Regions from separate parts of the Homo sapiens genome. Here region 2 is linked to region 1. Evidence: read pairs that join two places in POLR2A ChIA-PET (ENCODE). Cell type or tissue: K562. All regions are shown on one strand. Links, peaks and the distances in the headings refer to the core of each region. The heading gives the core; the rest is flanking DNA.

Region 1 (10,719 bases), core at 1,196-9,195:
GTGATTTATATAAGCTAGAAACAAGTTGTGTGCCTGAATGTTCACGATTCCCCTCTGCTCCGCTCCCTCCATCTTAATGCACCTTTTAGGTTTCCTTAACAATAGCAGTTTTAACATTGCTTTTAATTAGATGAATTAAGAATGTTCTCTGATGTTATCACCCCCTCCCGCCCCCCTATCACCTCCAATTCCCCATTGCTGTGAGAGCACTGTGGTTACCATGGTAACAGGACTACCAGCCAAGGCTGATGCTCACTGGTTGGCCTGGTCAGAGGAAAGTTATGGGCAGTCCGTCCTGGTATGGTGGGCTTTATGGGGCTTTCCAGGGAGTTAATTTAAAAGCAATGAAGTTAGTTAGCTAAAAGGCTCTAAGGAGAGCGCATTATTAGAGCCATAGAGTCCCCTAGTATTTCTTAAAAGAGACCTAGCTCTCCCCAAAACTAAGAGAATCCCATCTCTCCTGCTGCCCCAAGTTCTCAGGCATGAGTTAAGAGTCATCCTGTTCGAAAACCAAACACCGCATGTTCTCACTCATAGGTGGGAACTGAACAATGAGAACACTTGGACACAGGAAGGAGAACATCACACACCGGGGCCTGTTGTGGGGTAGGGGGAGTGGGGAGGGATAGCATTAGAAGATATACCTAATGTGACTGACGAGTTAATGGGTGCAGCACACCAACGTGGCACGTGTATACATATGTAACAAACCTGCACGTTGTGCACATGTACCCTAGAACTTAAAGTATAATAATAAAATATATATAATATATAATAAATATATATATTTATATATAAATAATAAAATATATATTTATATAAATAATAAAATACATATTTATATATAAATAATAAAATATATATTATATATTTATATATAAATAATAAAACATATTATATATAAATAATAAAATATATATTATATATATTTATATATAAATAATAAAATAGATAGATAGATATAGAAAAAAAAGAAAAAAAAAGAGTCATCCTGTTCCCAGCCTAACCACCTCCTTTCCTCCTTCTAATTTGTTTCTCCCTGGATTTTGTTATTCTTGGTAACAAATTGTTTCTCCTCCCATTCTCTTTTTTTCCCTCTTTTCCTCTACCTAGAGAGTTTTCAACGTCCTTTATCCCATGCCTGCCGACCAGCGGAGACATGTCAGTATCAACTCTGCCCGTTGGCTGCCTGAGCCAGGGCTTGGCTTGGCCTATGGTACTAACAAAGGAGACCTGGTGATCTGCCGACCAGAGTAAGTGGCTTAAAGTGTGGGGGTTGAGGGATCACTGGGGCCGAGGACTGGGGTAATCAGTATTCACCAACTGGGGTCTTTTAGAAGGGAAATGTCAATCCATCTAGAGCCTGCCTCATTCTCAGCGCCACTCCTTAAAGGGCCCTCTTCCCACAGGGGCTGGTAGGATTAGCTCCCCATTTCACATTTCATCCAGAGACTGATTTAGTGATCATGTTTTCTTGAATCTAAAGGCAGTATTTTTTTTTCTTTGTTTTCCCTTGTTCTCTGGTTTCCTAGTGATACTAAAGTTTCCCTGCAGTCAAAAGCATAGATATCAAAGATTCTTTTTTAAACCCTGCTAGAAAAATTCAACAGGTGGTCTTGGGTTTGAGTAAATACCGTAGACTTTAACTTAAAAAGAATTGGAAATAGGTATTGTTGAAACCCTAATTTGTTAAGCCACTGATCTCTAATAGCCGATCTCTAACTGATCTCTAACAACAATTCTGTCTTGCTTGTTTTCCTTTCTGCTTGGAGCTCTAGCTTATACTAGTGAAAGCAGATTGAAAAGCTCAATTTGGGGCTGGGCACAGTGGCTCATGCCTGTAATCCCAGCACTTTGAGAAGCTGAGGCAGGCGGATCACGAGGTCAGGAGATTGAGACCATCCTGGTCAACGTGGTAAAACCCCGTCTCTACTAAAATACAAAAAATTAGCCGGGCATAGTGGCACGTGCCTGTAGTCCCAGCTACTCAGGAGGCTGAGGCAGGGGAATCGCTTGAACCTGAGAGGCAGAGGTTGCAGTGAGCTGACATCATGCCATTGCACGCCAACCTAGCGACAGAGTGAGACTCTGTCTCAAAAAAAAAAAAAGAAAAGCTCAATTTACAGTCAAAGCAATTATTATCTGGTCTTGAAGTAGGGAGTAGGAGGGGATTTGTGTCTGAAGTCCTGATGACACCCCTTCCCCTTCCTCTGGCTTTATGGAGGTCAGAGTTTCTCCAGGCATCCATTCATTAGAGACGCTGGGAGTCAGCCAGGTCTGTCATCAGTTTCCAGCCTCAGCCAGGTGGAGAGTGTGAAGCTCTGCCTCACTGCCGATCAGGTTGATTGCTGCGTGGGACGCTGCAAGGTTCCAGCCGACTAAATGCCACTTCTGCCTCCAGGCTGTCCTCATGTTGACCTCCACTTGGTGCAGAGTCTTTTCCCAGAGTGTTCTGCAGATCACAGAGTGTGGTGTGACAGTTCCAACAGGGTCTCTGGTTATCGGAAGTGTCCGTGTTGCCTTTTGATGGGATCCTTGATAGTTTCTCCTAAAGGATGTATTTGGGTCAGCTCATGTGGCCTGGTAGGGAAGTGCTGATTGAGTCCTTATCGGCTGAATTAGGTCAGTGGCCTAGGAGAAAGGAAAACTGGTTCTTAGGGCAGCTCTTGCATTCCATTTTGAATTTTTTGAGCTCCTCCCAAAGACAGACTACTGTCTAAGCCTAGCCTGCTCAGGCTGCTCTTGGAGCTGCAAGAATGTTTTGTGTTGCAAGCCACTTGCTCCAGAGACCATCTTTCACCATCTCTGGAGCATCCAGAGAGCATTTTCATTATCTCCTTGGGTCTCTCAGTTTCTGCCCTTCTTCTGGCCTGTCCCTAGTCCCAGGATCTGTCCTGAAATACTCCTTTTCCCCAAAGCACATGATGCTGATTGTCTTATCTCTTTTCTTAACAGTTCATAAGAGAAATCTAATAAGCATCTTTTCCAAAACTGGCACAGAATTCTGGACTATGATTCTACTCTTACTTACACTTCAGTTACAGGCCTTTCTTTCCCTGTTTCTCCAAGACCTCTTTCCTCAGCAGTGTTGTTTTGTCTATGGCTTCCACCACTAACTTTTGTCCCAGCCAAATTTCTAGTCCTCTCCCTTGCAAAAATAATCTACACCCAGTTTGTTGTGGCCTCATAAAGGTTTTTATGTCTGAAACCCCAGCCTGCCTACTTTGTGTCAGTCACAGTCACCTCAGCCAAACATGAAACTGACTTTGGCTTCTGTTTTCTCTTTTCTCCCCATATGTTGCTCCAGCATCCCAGAGTCTCAGCTGGCCTAAGCCATCTTGGGCTGCCTGGGGAACTCTCTTACCCACCAGGAACTCAAGCCTCTTCCCTGAGTAAGATGGCATTAGCACTGGACACATTGAACAGTGTCCTGTCACAGACCAAGTTGTGTTGGACTAAGAAAACTAGTTTAGCCCATCTTTTTTGGTTGCTGTTTCTCCTGACTTCTTGGGTCAGGTTGGCAAATGCCTCAAGCCTTAGGGCCCAAAATGTAAGGGTACCATATAAATTGGACATGGACATGACTTAAGTTCTTCAAAGCTTAGGCAAGGAAGACTGTGTGTGAGCAATATACACCTAAGGAAGTTAAGACTCCTCTGAGGCCTCCTAACAGATGACAGAACTAGAATTCCTCACTTTACTATCCAGAGCGCTTTTCACTCAAAAACCCCTTTAAAATTCTGACGAAAGCAATGTACAGTCTTCCACAGAAAAATATGCCACAATAACACACACATACTTTTGTAACTCTTTAAGACCTCAGGTAAAGAATGCAGCTTTAGATTGTGTTGAGACATTTCAGCAGGTCAGGCATGGATGCAGGTGGAAATGAGAGAGGATCAGTGAGCGCATTCATGTCTTTTGAGCGGTCTACAGATGAGTGGTCTCCAGTCTCAAATGAGGAGAACAAATAGGGAAGTAGGAGCTCAGGGTTCTTGTGTGTCTCATAGGCAGCTGCCTATCCCTGGGTGATACAGCTCCCTGGCACACCCATTCCCAAGGGCACAGGATCCAGCCAGCCAGCTGGGCCAAGATTGCAGCCCTCCCTCCGAAACAGGTGGCTGTCTGCCTTTGTCCCAGGCACAGGCAGCTGCACCCCATTTTGTGCTCTCAATACTGCTCTTGATTTCTCCTCCATTGTCTTTGCCTCAGCAGTCTCTCCAAGCACAAAGACAGAGGAACAAGCTCCTTGGGCATCTCTTGGTGGTACTAAAACCCACTTGGCAGTAGACTAAGGCCTTCAAAAATCCTCCATCTCTCCAGGGGAAGGAATTCTTAGGACAGGCAAGAAGACAAACAACTGGCCAGTCAGCCCCTCTACAAAGCCATCCCAGGGGCTGATAGCGCAGTCATCCCGCCCTTCCTGGCACTGAGGCGCTCCCTCCTCCTCTGCTCCCCCACCTGCACTCTGCCCAAGCTGCTGCTGTGCCTCTGGCTGCCTGCCAGCCAGCCAGCACCCCCACTGATAACCATGGGGGGTGTGAAGTGCCAGGTTGATATGAGGGGGTGCTTGCTTACTTCCGGCCTCATAAACCAGCCCTACAAATGTGATAGGGGGAGGTGCTGGCGGGAAGCCCACTGCCTCTCAGAGTCAGCTCAAAGGACAGAATCAGGGGACTCATGGCAGAAGAGAGGTGGGCTGAGACTATGGGGCATCTGGCCCATTGGCCAACTGTGGGGCTCCTGACAAGGCCCCAGCTCTGTCCCTTCTGTAATCATGGTAATTATAGTCAAGTATCATCACCCAGGGAGGGGAAAGCATGCCTCCGAATCAAAAGGGAGCCAAAATTGCCACGGAAACCACATCTTTCAGGCGAGGCTCTAAGAGCCAGGTGCTGGCTCTTTCCCGCGCTGCAGAGACACCAGGCATCTTTGGTCTGATCCTCTCCCGTCGTGTCACTGATAAATGAAAGAAGAATGTTATCCAAGGGAATGGTCCCAAGAAGTTGGGAAGTTCAGAGCCAGAAGTTCTGTGAAGAGAGCATCGTGACACTGAGGGAGCTCAGGTCTGTTCAGGGAGCCCTTGGAAGGTCTCAGCATGGGGAAGTTGTTGAGCCAGGCCCAGAAGCACAGCTTCCAGATGCTGTGGAGGAAGCCAGGTGTGAGGTGGAAGCCCACTGGAAAAGGCTGGCCCTGATTGGACCTCCTAGCCTTCCTCCTCCCTTGGTGTATTTGTGTAGTTCCCAGGAAGAACCCAGAGCAAACAGTGACTCATTCACCCTCACTGAGACCCAAGAAGACACCAGGACATGTTGGGATCATTCTTTAGCTCACAGACAGTCAGTGACACTGGGTATTGAAAGCTAAGAGTTTCAGGCCGGGCATGGTGGCTCATGCCTGTAATCCCAGCACTTTGGGAGGCTGAGGCAGGCAGATCACCTGAGGTCAGGAGTTCGAGACCAGCCTGGCCAACATGGCGAAACACTGTCTCTACTGAAAATACAAAAATTAGCCAGGCATGGTGGCACACACCTGTAATCCCAGCTACTCGGGAGGCTGAGGCAGGAAAATCACTCGAATCTGGGAGGCTGAGGTTGCAGTGAGCCGAGATCACACCATTGCACTCCAGCCTGGGCAACAAGAATGAAACTCCATCTCAGAAAAAAATAGAGAAAGAAAGAAAGAAAGCTAAGAGTTTCAGTAGCCAGAGAGGGTGTCTTCAACTCTATTCCTTGGTACAGTGTCTGGAATTGAAACCAAATCCATGAGCTCATTGTAGTCCAGCTCTCTGACCACAGAAAGTAAAGCAAATCCAGGCTTAGAATTAGACCTGTTTGTGGGGAGCAGAAAGGATTGGGATGGGGAGGCATAGTGGAGCAACACATCTGAGACAGGAAGTACGGCCCCTGTTCTGTTGGCAGTGGACCTCTTCAGTCAGTAGCCAAGGTCACAGCCCTGAGCCGATGATGCTCCATGCTGCTGCCTGGATGGAAAGCATTCGAGGGGACCTTTTGGCCACCAGCATTATGCTGACAGTCCCAGCTCAGACAGAAGGCCTTCTTGTGGCCTCTTTTCTGAGGTAGGAAGGAAGGTTCCGGGTCAGGAAGTACATGGTTTGTTGTAGGTCTGATGTGAACAGTTTGTTGTCACTAACCAGCCCTGGCTAGCAAGAATTCCAGAAGAGGGATTTGGCAGGGACCCATGTGGTATTGCAACCTGTCAATACATCTTGACAAGTTTGTAAATCAGTCTTCCTGGCAGCCAGCTTCACATAGTATCTAACACAGACAGGATTTGCTCACCAAAAACAGAGATGAGTTTGTTTTTGGAGGCCTCTGCTGTTACTTCTGGCCATTTACCTCTTGCATAATGTAAGGTAGCCTTTTCTCATCTTTGCCCTCCAATGCCCATCTGGTTCTCAGACAATCCCCAAACCCCACAAAAATGGCTGTTTAGAAGAGGAAGGATAAACAGTTGGCCCTTGGTATCTGCAGGTTCCACATTCATGGAGTCAACAAACCATAAATCAAAAACATTTTGGGGAAAAAAAAACAGTGAAAATTAACAATACAATTAGTCTGGGAACGGTGGTTCACACCTATAATCCCAGTACTTTGGGAGGCTGAGGTAGGCAGATTTTTTAGCCCAGAAATTTGAGACCAGCTTAGGCAACATGGTGAAACCCTGTCTCTACAAAACAAAAAACAAAAAAAATTAGCCAGGCGTGGTGAGGCACGCCTGTAGTACCAGCTACTCGGGAGGCTGAGGTAGGAGAATCACCTGAGCCCAGGGAAGTCAGGGCTGTAGTGAGCCGTGATCACACCACTGCACTTCAGACTGGGCAACAGAGTGAGATGCAATACAGTATAATAACTATTTGCATAATTTACATTGTATTAGTGCAAGTAATCTAGAGATGATTTTAAGTATACAAAAGGATATGGATAGTTTGTGTATTAGGGACTTGAGCAACCATAGATTTTGGTATCCACAGGGGGTCTTGGAACCAATTCCCCAAAGATACCAAGGGACAACTGTACTGCTTTTTAAAGAGGTGGCCTTTGGAATTACACCAACTCCACAGCCTGACAGGCCCCTTAAAAGGAGCTGGGAGAGGTTTACTACAGCGCAGTGAAAAGAAGAGCACTTTTGTTTGGCTGTGGCTCTTTCCCTTCAAAGAAGCAAGTAGTATTCCCTCAGGTGAAGCCTAATCATAGTTACCCTCTAAAAGACAGATTTGGGCCGGGCATGGTGGCTCACGCCTGTAATCCCAACACTTTGGGAGGCCGAGGTGGGAAGATCATTTGAGCCCAGGAGTTCAAGACCAGTCTGGGCAACATAGTGAGACCCCACCTCAAACAATAAAAAATAAAAAAAAAATTAAAAAGACAGATTTGGGCTGGGCGCAGTGGTTCATGCCTGTAATCCTAGCACTTTGGGAGGCCAAGGTGGGCAGATCACTTGAGGTCAGGAGTTCGAGACCAGCCTGGCCAACATGGTGAAACCCCATCTCTACTAAAAATACAAAAATTAGCCGGGCGTGGTGGCACACATCTGCAATCTCAGCTGCTCAGGAGGCTGAGGCAGGAGAATTGCTTGAACCCAGGAGGCAGAGGTTGCAATGAGCTGAGATCATGCCACTGCACTCCAGCCTGGGCATCAGAGTGAGACTCCATCTCAGAAAAAAAGGCAGATTTGGAGGCTCAGTGCCTGGTTTTGTTGCCTTTTACCTGAGGCAGCACAGCCTCCTGGGACCTCCTGGGACCTCCTGGGACACAGTCCCTCGTCTTCCAGGCCCTGCCTGGTCTCTGTCCTAGCCAACACCCATGTTTAGGAAGGAAGCACCTCCCAGCATCCTATAATACACTCACTTGGGGATGTTTGCTCTTTATGGAGGTAACTTCTGTTGTTAAAGGAGGGTGACCTAGGCCTCTAGGTTAAATAGCTGACTTTTGGTGAAGTTTGTCTTCCTCCGCTCAGGCCGCCCCAGGGGCGAGAGCCTGCACTGTCTTTGTTTTCTGAGGCCTCTGCTTTTCTTTTTTTTTTTTTTCTTTTTTTTTTTTTTTGAGACAGAGTCTTGCACTGTCACCCAGGCTGGAGTACAGTGGCGCGATCTCAGCTCACTGCAACCTCTGTCTCCTGGTTCAAGTGATTCTCCTGCCTCAGTCTCCTGAGTAGCTGGGACTACAGGCATGTGCCACCACGGCCAGCTAATTTTTGTATTTTTAGTAGAGACAGGGTTTCACAATGTTGGCCAGGATGGTCTTGATCTTGTGACCTTGTGATCTGCCCGCCTCGGCCTCCCAAAGTGCTGGGATTACAGGCGTGAGCCACTGGCGCCTGGCCAAGGCCTCTGCTTTTCAAGACTAGGCATGCCCATTGGGCAGGGCTGTCCATGGCTCTGTATCTCTCCAGTGGGCCTCACTCCAGCCTCACATTTGCCATCTTAGTTCCTTTCTCTGTGTCTGAAGAATACTCAGGACCCACTGCCTGTATCTGTTGTTGCTATTTTTTTAGCTGTCTCTTAGCTCCGAGGAGGAGCCGGTTAGGCTTGTCAGGGGGAAGGGAGAAGCTAAACCCACCATTCCAGGCATTTAGGCTATTAGAGATTTGTCTGAATTGATCCAGCACTGAGCATCCTGATGAGGCAGCAGCTCTGGTCTTGGTTTCAGCTCAGCCCCAGGAGAGAGAAAGGATGGGCAGCCACAGTCCACAAAGCCAGGAGTTTCAGGAGCTCTTATCCTTCCCTCTCTAATGCCTTTCACCTTCTTCTTTACCCTTCCCAACTGATTTTTAGGGCCTTAAACTCTGGTGTTGAGTACTACTGGGACCAGCTGAACGAGACGGTCTTCACTGTCCATTCCAACAGCAGGAGCAGCGAGCGGCCTGGGTATGTTTGGGAAGTAGGCAGGGAGCAGCTGGCTGGAGGCCCATCCCTTCCTCCTGCTTTTGATGGGCTCTTAAGCAGCGCCCTCTAGGGCTCTGGGTCCCTCCTCAACCAGAGCAGCACCTCCTTGATCTTTTGTGTACAGTTTCATTTGAGAAAAGTGTTGTGTGGCTAAGAAAGAGAACAAAAGCTCTGCTCTCAGAGTCTTGCTGTAGAACCACCCCCTGGCCCTCTCCCATCCTGGCCATGGTGCCTGGGCACACTTGGGGTGAGGAGAGAAGATAGGGCCTGGAGAAGGATGCCGCCCCATGAAGTCTGCTCCATGGCCCAGGCTCTTCCAGATGACCAGGACCTCAGGGACCAAGCTGCCCAGGGCTGTAGCCCAGGGACAAATCCTCTTGAGGCACCCATTAGTAGAAATCTGGTACTGATCCTTTCATCACTTAATTCACTAATGAAGACTGGAACAAAGCGCTGGGTTGTTGATAAACCCAAAGCAATTGCTACTTCCCCTAGGAATTGCTGAGCATAGCTGGAGGAATAGTCCCAGAAGCAGCTAGAAATGTGAGTGTCTGGTGATAGTCTCAAAAGGCCTGGGCTGCCTCTGCTGCCAGCTCCAGCTATTCCAAGGCAGTGCCTGGGAGATGCCCAAGGAAGGGGGATGCTAGCATTGGCCAGAACCTTCCTTGTAGGACAGCCTGTGCTCCCTACCTGCAAGGGTCTGTTTTCAGAAGGCCCTGGAAAGAGGATCCCAGAACAGCCTCATAAGAGTTCCAGTCCTGGATGGGCGCGGTGGCTCATGCCTGTAATCCCAGCACTTTGGGAGGCTGAGGCGGGCGGATCACGAGGTCAGGAGATGGAGACCATCCTGGCCAACATGGTGAAACCCCTCTCTACTAAAAATACAAAAATTAGCCGAGCATGGTGGTGTATGCCTGTAATCCCAGCTACTCGGGAGGCTGAGGCAGGAGAATCGCTTGAATCCTGGAGGCAGAGGTTGCAGTGAGCTGAGATTGCGCCACTACAGCCTGGGTGACAGGGCGAGACTGTCTCACCAAAAAAAAAAAAAGAGTTCCAGTTCTTTCCTTCCAAAGTGGAGTTCTCAGTTCACTTGCAAATTCAAGAATTCAAAGTGGAATCTTATGAGCATACAGTTGGAAGGAAGGTAAAGCTAAAGAGAGAAAGGACCTTCTTCTAGTGCTCACTCTTTATCCCATGATCTCAGCTACTGGCCTCCTGAATTTCATTAGTCTTTTCAGATCAGCCATCTCTACAGCTCCTCCCCACTCCCCGACAGGGGCCTGTTGTTGAAGGGCATGACTGAGTGAGCCAGGGTTGCAAGATTGGATGTTTCTGTGGCCTTTCATTGTTCTAGGGTATAGACTAACCTTGGGGGAGAATGGACACAGACAAGTTAACCACCATCAAGATGTAGTTGCAGGAGCACAGGGCTTCTCTTAGCCTGCAGGGCCTGGCCCACACTGCCCTGAGGATTGGCACAGAGCCAGCAGAGTGCTGTGAGGGGTGCTGTCCCAAGCCCCATCTGACTTTAGTCTGCCTTTCTCTCCCTAGAACCAGCAGAGCCACATGGAGGACAGACAGAGACATGGGGCTGATGAATGCCATTGGGCTTCAGCCCCGGAACCCTGCCACCTCAGTGACATCTCAGGGCACCCAGACTCTGGCCCTTCAGCTGCAGAATGCCGAAACACAGACTGAGAGGGAGGTGCCGGAGCCAGGGACAGCCGCCTCAGGTCCTGGTGAAGGTAGGAGCCATGTGGCGCTGGAGGGGGTGGGAGAGGGACCCTAAGACCGAGTGAGTGCCACTTCCC
Region 2 (10,719 bases), core at 1,198-9,197, 92 kb before region 1:
TTGCAATAAAGACAGCAATAGGCATCTCATCCCCAGAACTTTTAACCTGGCAGTGTTCTACAAGGATACTTAACGACCATGATTTATCCTCCTTTTATATAATAAATCTGTTATTTATCCTACTGTGATCTTTATCACGGAAAGTGTCATACTTCGTGGTGTTGGTATTTTTACACTTTGAATACAAAATAGGTTTTTTTGGAAAAGGAAGTATTTTTCCTTGAAGAAAACTTAAGGATTTATTTAAACATTTAAAATGTTCACTTGGAAGACTAGGGTTGTTTGATGATTTTCCAGCTCTTTGTTAGGAGGATGATTGTTACTACCTCATTGCTGGTTGTTTAGTTTCTTTTTCCTCTTAGGCTTCACCCTATACACTATGTATAGGTCAGAGCCTTAGTGAGACACCTCAGCATTCAGATCCTTAGCTTCCCTCTGCATATCTAAAAGGACAAGGCTAGGATATACTTGTATTTAATAATTGTGGCAGGAATGCTTTTTAAACCATTAATCTACAGTTTCATAGCTTGGGGAATTCCTATGTCCCTACATAAAAAGGCAGTCTTCTTATTATCATTAGCATCAACATTATGTCTACCTCTATCACCAATAATATTATGTTTTTTCCATTACTTAGGGTAGCCTATAAAGTAAGTGTACTTATCACTTTTCAGAATCGGTTCCAAATAAAAGGGTCTTCTTTCTCCTCTTGAGATTTTTCTCCTTGTATATTCTTTTCTAGTCTGATTGACTTGAGAATTTAACCAATGATGCTTGATTTCTGCTAGAAGAGTTCTATATATTGGGCAGATATAAGAACAGTGCACGAACATCGACTTCTGTTGGTTGAAAATTTAGGATTCTGTGGTTCATCCTTGCAAAATGCATGGGAACAGGGGCCCAAACAGATAATGAAAGTTCCTCCAGTTGAGGCTTTTAGGAACTAGCTCTTGTACTCTGATTCTCTTGGCCAAGGCATCTGTGCCTCCTATGCCTACTTGCTATACACAGATATTATAATATTGACTCGTTGGTGTTCACTGCAGTGTATTATTCTGTAAAACAGACTTTTGAGTTTAAAAGATTGTTAGCTGTTCTGCTTGGGAATTCCATTTGCTGGTTGGCCAGAAGGATACCACCTTTGATGACAGGCATTTCAGAGGCAGCCTATGTTCCTCTAGCAGTTGACTGCAGTTGACTGTGACCTGGGTTGGTAGACTTACTGAGGACCTCTTTGCAAGATAGTTGCCAATACTTTTTGTACCATTTGGATATAACTATTCCTGTTTCTGTTCTTAATCAATTTTTTTCTGATTTCCATTAAAAAACCGAAAATCTATGCCCTTTTCCTTTTATATTCAAACATTATGGAAGTATATAAAATACAAAAGTCCCAGGAATCCTCATTAGGATTGCTGTGTTGTTCCCTTATAGTTTTTTTTGCCTAGTAACAGCAACATATTTTAGTATATGTATTAGTGTATACAGACCATTCTTCAATTTTTCTCCCACTTAAGATTTTATTTTAGAGGACTTTCCTTGTGAGTATATAGGAATAGTTTATTCTCTTTAATTGCTACATGGTGTTTCTTTGTATGGATATATTAATAATTTATTTAATTTGTTGCTGGGCATTTGGGTTGCTTCCCAGTTTTTCACTAATGCTGACAATGTTGCAAATGAACTTTCTTATATATATCTTTGTAACCTTATGTATTTCTGTAGGATAAAGTTTCTAGTAGAATTATTGAGTCAAGTGTGCCTGGGGCAGGTTTTTAGTCTTGAAATTTTTTAGTAATCCATTTAATATTATCATAGAAAACATTTTTCTGTTATTGTTCCTCTCATGTTTTCAGTCCATAGCGTCAAATTATATAATACTGTTGTGAGAGATGGAGGAAAACTTGAGAAGGCAATGTGGAGAATTGTATATAACACTAGGAGTTTTCATGGAGTAGCAAGATATTAAAGCCGTAGTTTGAAGAATGTAGATCTGGACTAATTATTTACAGGAATAGCCATCATAAAGGAGAAGAAAGAGGAACAACTCTCACCTTCCATATTGCCCAGTGCCCACGCAGCCTCTGATGCTCTGATTGTAAGAAATAGAAAAAAATCTCTTTTATTTTTTTCTGTTAGATTTTCTGTTCTCCCAAGTATATTTTACTGTCAGTCTCAGTTCTGAATTTTTTCCCCATGTTACAAATATCTATGACTAATTCTTAAGGGAGAGAAAAAGAGGTTCCAAGAGATCATGCTAAGGAGGTAGGACAAATCTGGAGCTGTGTATACTTGTTGGAGAAGACAGAAGTCCTGGTGAAGATACCTGTGGATACCTTCTTTAATCATCTGAGGCTTACCATCTCCTGGCATCTTTTCTCATCTGTAAAACATGATGGTAGATAATTGCTCAGGTCCCTTTCATGTCTTCCATTTTGCGTATGGATGGTGATCAAGGAAAAGCTATGAATGAGCACAGCTCTGTGTAAAGAGCACCCTGAGGAGCTAAAAGTGTACCTTCAGAAGCTAGAAGGAAAGGCCCAGTGTTTCTCTTGGGGAGGGGCAGCTTTTCCTCAGAAGATGTCTGGTTAAGCTGCCTGTTTGCCTTATCTCAGAACAGAAACACTGGTGATAGTCTGATAAGTATATTCTGCAGTGCAAACCTCCTGGTGAGTTGAGTTAAATGCCCTTTAATTTTCATGTCTCCAGAGTTCACCTCAGCAGGGAGATGCCATGGGAGAGCTGGATTAACTGCCTTTCATAGTATTCCCCACATTAGTGCTAGTTTGTGTTTGTCCATCTCTGTCTCTCTCAGATTATCTCCTGCTGCATACTACGCCCAGAGGATGATCCAGTATCTCTCACGGAGAGACAGTATTCGCCAGCGCTCCATGCGCTACCAACAGAACCGTCTCCGTTCTTCCACCTCCTCCTCTTCCTCAGACAACCAGGGTCCATCAGTAGAGGGAACCGACTTGGAATTTGAGGACTTTGAGTAAGTACATACTCAGCTTGCTTTCTTCCCTCTCCTCTCAAGCTTGGAGTGCTTCCAAGTTGGCCACTGTTGGAGCTACAATGGTGGATGTTCTTGCTCCCAACTCCTCAATTATTATTTATGAGTAGCAGGATGGGGTGAGGGACAGAGGGTTAAGATGCCCAGAGCACTCCCACCTCTGGCAGTTGCTTTGCTGATTCACTGGCGCGCGAGGACAGAGACCTCCCATTGGGCCCCAGGCCAGATTGCGAGAGGATGGTGGCTGTTGCTCCTCGGGCAACATTTTTATTTCCCTTTTGCATGTCCAGTGACCGTGGAAAGCTTCTCATGGACTGTCTTTACCACATCAGGGAGGCTGGAGGGTTGGTGTTTTTTCTCCTAAGCAGAGTAGCTGTGGAGATGTTGTCTTCGTTCTGAAATACTTGGATTTCCCTAAGAGGCGGATTTTCTATCTTAGTGCCCTGATCAGACTGACTCTTTAAGATCCTACTCCATTGCCTAAACTTTTTTGGTCTCCCTACTCTTACCCCCCATTCAGGAACCTTAAAAAGTTGTCTGTCAAATTAATGTGGTGGGTTGAGAAATGATTTCTTGCTTCTTTGGGCTTTTTTGAGTGGTCAGCGGGGAGAGCCATGGGAGGATGCGCTAAAGGAGCAGGGTCAGCCCCAGGCTCTAGAATTTAAGCTAGCCAATCTTTTTTTTTTTTTTTTTTGAGACGGAGTCTCGCTCTTTCGCTCAGGCTGGAGTGCAGTGGCGCTATCTCGGCTCACTGCAAGCTCCGCCTCCCGAGTTCACGCCATTCTCCTGCCTCAGCCTCCTGAGTAGCTGGGACTACAGGCGCCCGCCACCGCGCCTGGCTAATTTTTTGTATTTTTAGTAGAGATGGGGTTTCACCATGTTAGCCAGGGTGGTCTTGATCTCCTGACCTCGTGATCTGCCCGCCTTGGCCTCCCAAAGTGCTGGGATTACAGGCGTGACCCACCGTGCCAAGCCTTTTTTTTTTTTTTTTTTTTTGAGACGGAGTCTTGCTGTGTTGCCTAGGCTGCAGTGCAGTGGCACAATCTCGGCTCACTGCAAGCTCCGCCTCCCAGGTTCATGCCATTCTCTTGCCTCAGCCTCCGGAGTAGCTGGGACTACAGGCGCCTGCCACCACGCCCGGCTAATTTTTTTTTTTTTTTTTTGTATTTTTAGTAGAGATGGGGTTTCACTTTGTTAGCCAGGATGGTCTCCATCTCTTGACCTTGTGATCCGCCTGCCTTGGCCTCCCAAAGTGCTGGGATAATAGGTGTGAGCAACCACGCCCAGCCTAAGCTAGCCAATCTTATTGCTGGGTTTTGCATTCTCTCATCTGCTGCTTCTGACCTTTCTAGCCATTCATTGTGTTTCTTTCCATCCTGAAACTGAGCTTTTATGGCCTGTATCAAATTGAACATTTGGCTCATTTTGATTCCTTATATTTTGGTATTGTCAAACATAAAAGCAAGAGAGAGAGAAGGGCGGTTAAGCATTATTTCTTCCTCCTTCTTCACTGGCATTTGTGAAAGAGGACAGCCTGTCAGTCATTTCCTCCCCACCTTCCATCTTGACATAGCCGGGTCAGGTCTGGGGCCTTAAGAGTTCTCATCTCCCCCTCAGCTTTCTTCCTTAACTGAATGGCTAGTTCCTCACAAGTCATCTTGCAACAAAGCTTTTTAGTGTGTTTAAGAAATCTCTTTGCCAGAAAGGACTAGGAAAGTGAGAACAACCTTTGTACCAATTTGCCTTCCTGATGCTGTCATTAAACACACTACTAGCATTTGTGCTCTTAGAAGCAAAAGGAAAACTAAGTGGGAGGTTTATTTGTCTGAGAAAGATGTAAATGTGAAAGAAATGCAGGGATGGCCTGAAGTAGCAGTGGTGTGGCAAATGGAGCAGAGGTCATGGTTCTCTCTTGTCAACTGCAGGAGAAGAGCAGAGCTACCTTCTGACTGTCAGCTTGTTCCTTCTCCCTTCTGTCCACTCTAGGGTGAGGTGGATGCGTATATCAGCAGTGAAGGAAATGGAGTGTTTGTTCCCTTAGCCAGGCAGATACTTACAGTGAAATATGTTCTCCTGTAGATACGGTTTTTCCAGCACCAGGGTCTATTCAGGGAAGCAGTTGAAACATACATGCCAAGGCTGCTGGCACTTAGTGCTGCTGAAAAGCCTGGGTGACTTTCTCTCACTAATGCTGTGGAGCCCTGGGAGTCAGTGTTGTGGATTGCCTAGCCCTCTTTCCATGCACGCCTGGGAGACTGCGTTATCTTTTTGCAGTGGTGAAATGTGGGGCTCATGCCTTCAAGCTGTATCTTGCCTCGTGACTTGTCCTTCACAAGGGAGTTCTGGGTTAGTTTAAAATGTTCTGTTCTTGTCTTACCTTCCCTTTCTCCTGCTACCACCTCCTCTCTCTCTCCCCTTCCTTCCCCCTCGATTTTCCTGTGTCAGACTGCCTCCTCCTTATGCTCCCCCCAGCCCACCTGTGCGCTCTCCCCCACCCCCTCCCCTGGCTTTAGCATGACCTGAATTTACATTTCCTTCTTCACCTTTCATGCACTGACTTACTGTTTTTTCTCAGGGGGTCTTATATTGCTCCCTGGTTAGTAACAATGGACTGATTTCTCTCATACTCCTTGGAAAGTCCCTTCTGGGGTGTTTGCCTTTCTTTTTGGGCTGATGTAGACTAGAATCTTGTTTTTAATAGCAGCTGTGGATTAGTCACCTCAACATTAGTAGTCCAGGTCTTCTAGTAAAGGATGTTACTGGCTGGTTGAAACTGACTGTTTATTCTTTCTCTGTCTCCTTCCCTGCCCACCTCCCTCTACAGTAAACTGAATGCTGCTTGTGGTTGCTCCTGTCCTCTGAGTGTCCACGTGCTCTGTGAGGAGGGAGAATAACAAAGAAGGAATGTACCAGCACATTTTAATTTTTCTGCCCCAATCTTTTGCCTTAGCTTTGGTAACTAGAAGGAAAGTCAGAGGCATGTGCAGTCACGATTTATATTTTTTTCAGGTACAGAGAGACATGTAAGGTAGATATGGCGAGTAATCCTCCTAACAATTAGGTTACCATTAAGACAGTTGTTCCTTTGTTTGGTATCCTCACCTTCTCAGCACTTCATGCTCTTGCCTTTGCTACCTCACTTTGATGACCTCTCCCTCTGTTTGCTAAGTCATAGATCATTTTGCCATTTTTGGGCTTGTCACATCCAGTTGTATAGTGTTCTCAGAAAACCAAGGGAGCCATTACTCAGAGCCCATCTTTTGTGGTTCTCTTCCATTTGACCAAATCAGATATGTCTAAGGTTAGAGGACAGGAGCAAGCATATTTAGTGTCTGAGTTTTATTGTCCTGCTGATTTAAAAACCTTTGAAAATGATGTACCACCATTTTTGAGCCTTTCCAAGAGCTTGCTGTGGAGCAAGACCATTGAGATTTATCTCTTGGGAGGGTGGCTTTGGAGGTTGGTCAGCATCAGGTTAAATTTTCTGTTCTTTTGTGATCTAGATGAATGACCATCTTCCTGGGCAGGCTTCCTCTCCTGCCATTCATCTCTGTCTACAGCAAGGATTGAGACTGCAGGGTCCTTGTGTTTATCAAACTGCACAAACAGGACATCCAGAAACCTGCTGTCAGCAGGTCTCTCCTGAAGCTCTCAGCAGCTGCCTTTGCATAAAGATGTTCATAAGCAGGGTAAAGGTGTGGCTGCCCATGACATTGCTGTCTGTCTGCTTTCAAGCCCAGACCACCTACTAGAATGGAGATGGCAAATAAGCGTAAGGCAGACTTCCATTTTCATGTTTGCCATCCCTTTGGAAAGAGGGAGGGGGCTTTTATAAAGCCCAGGTTAAGTGCTATGGCCCGTAGTTGCTAAGGCCTACAAAAGAGGTGGTGTGTATGCTTTATGACAATTATTCCAGCTATGCTTGCCCCCTTACTCATTTTATCTGTTAATCTAAATGTAATTATAATTCCAGAATCCTCCCTAGCCCATATTCCTGCCCTTCCTGCCTCTTTTTATAGCTGCTTTGCTTTCTGAGGCAAAGGGATACTGTAGCAAAGGCTTTGCTAATGACAGTCAGACTAGAGAAGCTTCAGATTAGATCAGTCGCAAATATCTGCATCGTATATACTAGCCACTGGATAATTACATTCAGCTTCTTGAAAACTGTTGCTAGAGCCGGGTGTGGCAGCTCACACCTGTAATCTCAGCACTTTGGGAGGTTGAAGCAAGAGGATTGCTTGAGCCCAGGAGTTCGAGACCAGCCTGGGCAACATAGTGAGATCCCCATATGTATTAAACAAATAAAAGACTGTTGCTGGCACAGAAGTCTCTTATTCACAATTTTGACACACGGGCTGTACTTTGGATTTCTGCCTGGAAAAAACATCTCAATGAGAATTCTAGTCTTTTAGCCTTAAGATGAATTCTCTTTAGGTCTGTTAATTTATTTTCTTAACTATTCTAATTAATTTGCTTATATTTGGGTCCTCTTTTCCCAGAAGTCCACATTGTGACCAAATACAGGCACACTTTGTTTTATTGTGCTTGGCTTTTTTTGCGCTTTGCAGGTATTGTGTTTTTCACAAATTGAAGGTTTGTGGCAACCCGACATTGAGCAGTTGGCACCATTTTTCCAACAGCATGTGCTCATTTTGTGTCTGTCTGTCACACTGGTAATTCTTGCAGTATTTCAGATGTTTTCATTATTATTAGATCTGTTATGGTGACCTGTGATCAATTGTAATTGTTTTGGGGCACTGTGAACCACAATCATATAAGACAATAAGCTTAATTGTAAATGTTGTATATATTTTGACTGCTCCACTCACTGGCGATTCCCCCATCTCTCTTCCTCTTCTTGGGCCTTCCTATTCCCTGATACACAGCAATATTGAAATTAGGCCATTTAATATCCCTATAGTGACCTCTGTATGTTCAAGAAAAAGGAAGAGTTGCACATCTCTCACTTTATGTCAAAAGCTACAAATGATTAGTGAGCAAGACATGTTGAAACTTGAGATAGGCCAGAAGCTAGTCCTCTTCTGCTATAAACAGCCAAGTTGTGAACACAAAGCAAAAATTCATTTTTTTTTTTTTTTTTTTTTTTTTTTTGAGACAGAGTCTCGCTCTGTCACCCAGGCTGGAGTGCAGCGGCACAATCTCGGCTCACTGCATGCTCCGCCTCCCAGGTTCATGCCATTCTCCTGCCTCAGCCTCCTGAGTAGCTGAGACTACAGGTGCCTGCCACCACGCCCAGCTAATTTTTTTGTATTTTAGGTAGAGATGGGGTTTCACCGTGTTAGCCAGGATGGTCTTGAACTCCTGACCTCGTGATCTGCCCACTTCGGCCTCCCAAAGTGCTGGGATTACAGGCGTGAGCCACCACATCTGGCCCACAATTTAATATTCTTCATCTGCCCCTTTGATATAACTTAAAAAGCCTAGTTGAGTCATGGCAAAGAAGATATGTTAGAAACTAGAGAATACCATTCTTATCAGGTGATAGACCTGATGACTCATGTATTTCAAGTTCTCCTGACTAGAATTCTAGCCACCTGTCCTTGACAGTACTTGTTCCTGCTCTCTTCTGAGCCGGGAATTTCTAGGACTTCTGTAGGAATCAGTGACTACTCTCTAATAACAAATATATAACTTGTACCCAAGGAAGAGGGGGTAACTTTTGGCAAGTAAAATCGTCAGAGAGGGATAAGGTATTATCTACTTCATTTTGAAATAGAGTTCCCTTTGTCTTTTCCTTTGTCTTATGAGCCACAGACTCTAATATTAGGAGTGCAAGAGAAATGCTGAGGAAACACACTGTAAAGTTACTCTCTTTATAGGTTGGAACCTGCTTAAAGCAGTTAGGAATCAGCCAGCCATCTACATTTATTGAGTGGTGGTATTATACAAAATTAGTTCTTAATGTGGAACGAGACAAAAACTTCTCCACCTATAGTCCCAGCTACTCAAGAGGCTGAGGTAGGAGAATTGCTTGAACCTAGGAGGCGGAGATTGCAGTGAGCCGAGATTATGCCACTGCTCTCCAGCCTGTGCAGTTTTTTATTTTCATAAAAAATTAAAACAAAAAAAAAGAAAGAAAATGACCTGGAGAGAGACAAAAACCTCTCTTATTTTCCAGATAATTTTTGTAGTGGTCGAATGTCTTTACAAAATGGCTTAGAAAAGAGCTGTAAGTCTTAAAATAGGGTCTTTATTTAGGTATACTTAGGAGAAAGGCAAGTACAGTAATTCCTCTTTGGAAACTGTAACTTAAGCGAAACTACTATAATGAAACTAATTTTACCATAGACTAATTGATATGAACAAGAGTTAAGTTCCTGTGACATATTTCTGGCTACAAAAACGTCACCAAGCATCTAAAACACCCAAAACACTTCTTATATTAAACATTGAAATAAATGTGAGCTGTTTGTACATCTAAAAGATTAATAAAAATATAATTATTTGATTTTTGGTGAATCAGTGAGTGACAGTGGTCAATGTGGGGTGAGGTAAATCAAGGAATAGATGTTTGCAAAGTGAAAATTGTGAGGAACTACTATGTAGTTAAAACATAAACAGGAACAAATATGGTCAGTGCCCTGAGACTTAGTACTGCATCATTATTGTTGTGCATCTGTATGATTATTGTATGCTTTACATATTTTTACATTATTTTGTATTCATTTATTTTCCAACCTGCTTATTCCCATTCTGGCTCACAGGTGGCTGGAGCCTATCCTGGCAGCTCAGGGTGCACAGGGAGAACCTGCCCTGGACAGGATGCCATTCCGTCACAGGGTGCACTCATGCACACACCCACACTCACTCAGACTAAGGTAGTCTAGGCATGCCAGTTCATCCAATGTGCACATCTTTGGGATGTGAGAGGAAACTGGAATGCCCAGAGAAAACCCACACAGACATGGGGAAGTGTGCAAACTCAGACAGTGGCCATGGCCAGGAATTGATTTTTTTCCCTCATCAACATTATACAAAACAACATTGAATGAAACAACATTATTTGAGTACCAGCTGTAAATGCATGGTCATAGAAACATGAAACAGCATGGAATATTTGGGGAATTGCTTTGTTGATAGGTGTGGCTAGACTGTAAAGTTAAAGATGTGTGGCAGATGAGCCCCTAGAATGGAGCTAGATCTTTGTCTTGCGTGCCTTGCAAAGGAGATGAACTTTATCCCATAGGCAAGAGGGAATCATTGAAGCATTTTAAGTTATGGAATAGCATCAAGTTTTACATAAGTATCTAAAAAGATAGACTGTAATAAGTTACCACTAAAATACTAGGAGAGCATTGTATAAAGGGAGAGAGTATTTGGGGAGAGGTGAGAAAGCTTCATGGATTTGAGCTGGGTATTGAAGACTGCATAGAACTGTGAGAGAGGAATTGATATTGGTGATGGGTATAGCGAGGAGATTCTAGATAAAGGGAGTAGCTTAAGCAAAAGCGTAGAGACAGGAGATTTACAGGGCTTATTCAGGGACCCTGAATAGATCTGTGGCTAGAGCTATGGAGTGTTTGTGATATGAGAGAGATATCAGAAAGCCCCGAACTCTGGATGGCCTGGAATGCCTGGCTGAGAAGTTTGGACTTTGTCTCAGGCCAGCCATCATCCAATATATATTTTAGGCAGCTAACTCTGATAGCATTGGTTAAGGTGACCTAAAGTGACAAGTGTACTGA

The links. ChIA-PET counts read pairs that join two places held together with the same protein. Peaks named below come from ENCODE experiments on the same cell type or tissue, not always from the same donor. Only the 100,000 strongest peaks of a DNase experiment are listed, where the experiment ranks them.
Region 2: POLR2A ChIA-PET joins it to region 1 with 5 read pairs; 6 of 35 experiments call an interaction of 5 or more read pairs at or near these places.

The regions. Positions count from the first base shown.
Region 1 is chr11:46,408,447-46,419,165 of GRCh38, reverse strand. It overlaps AMBRA1 (autophagy and beclin 1 regulator 1), which reads left to right. Exons shown (of 18, transcript NM_001387011.1): 15 at 1,114-1,253; 16 at 8,798-8,890; 17 at 10,460-10,653. Among named protein-coding and RNA genes, the nearest start is that of CHRM4, 22 kb to the right of the region's middle. In K562, for the core only: a CTCF peak has its summit at 8,980 (motif pointing left); no DNase peak of the experiment used is centred there.
Region 2 is chr11:46,500,467-46,511,185 of GRCh38, reverse strand. It overlaps AMBRA1 (autophagy and beclin 1 regulator 1), which reads left to right. Exons shown (of 18, transcript NM_001387011.1): 9 at 2,816-2,995. Among named protein-coding and RNA genes, the nearest start is that of MIR3160-1, 54 kb to the right of the region's middle. In K562, for the core only: no CTCF peak of the experiment used is centred there; DNase peaks (open chromatin) are centred at 2,615 and 5,275.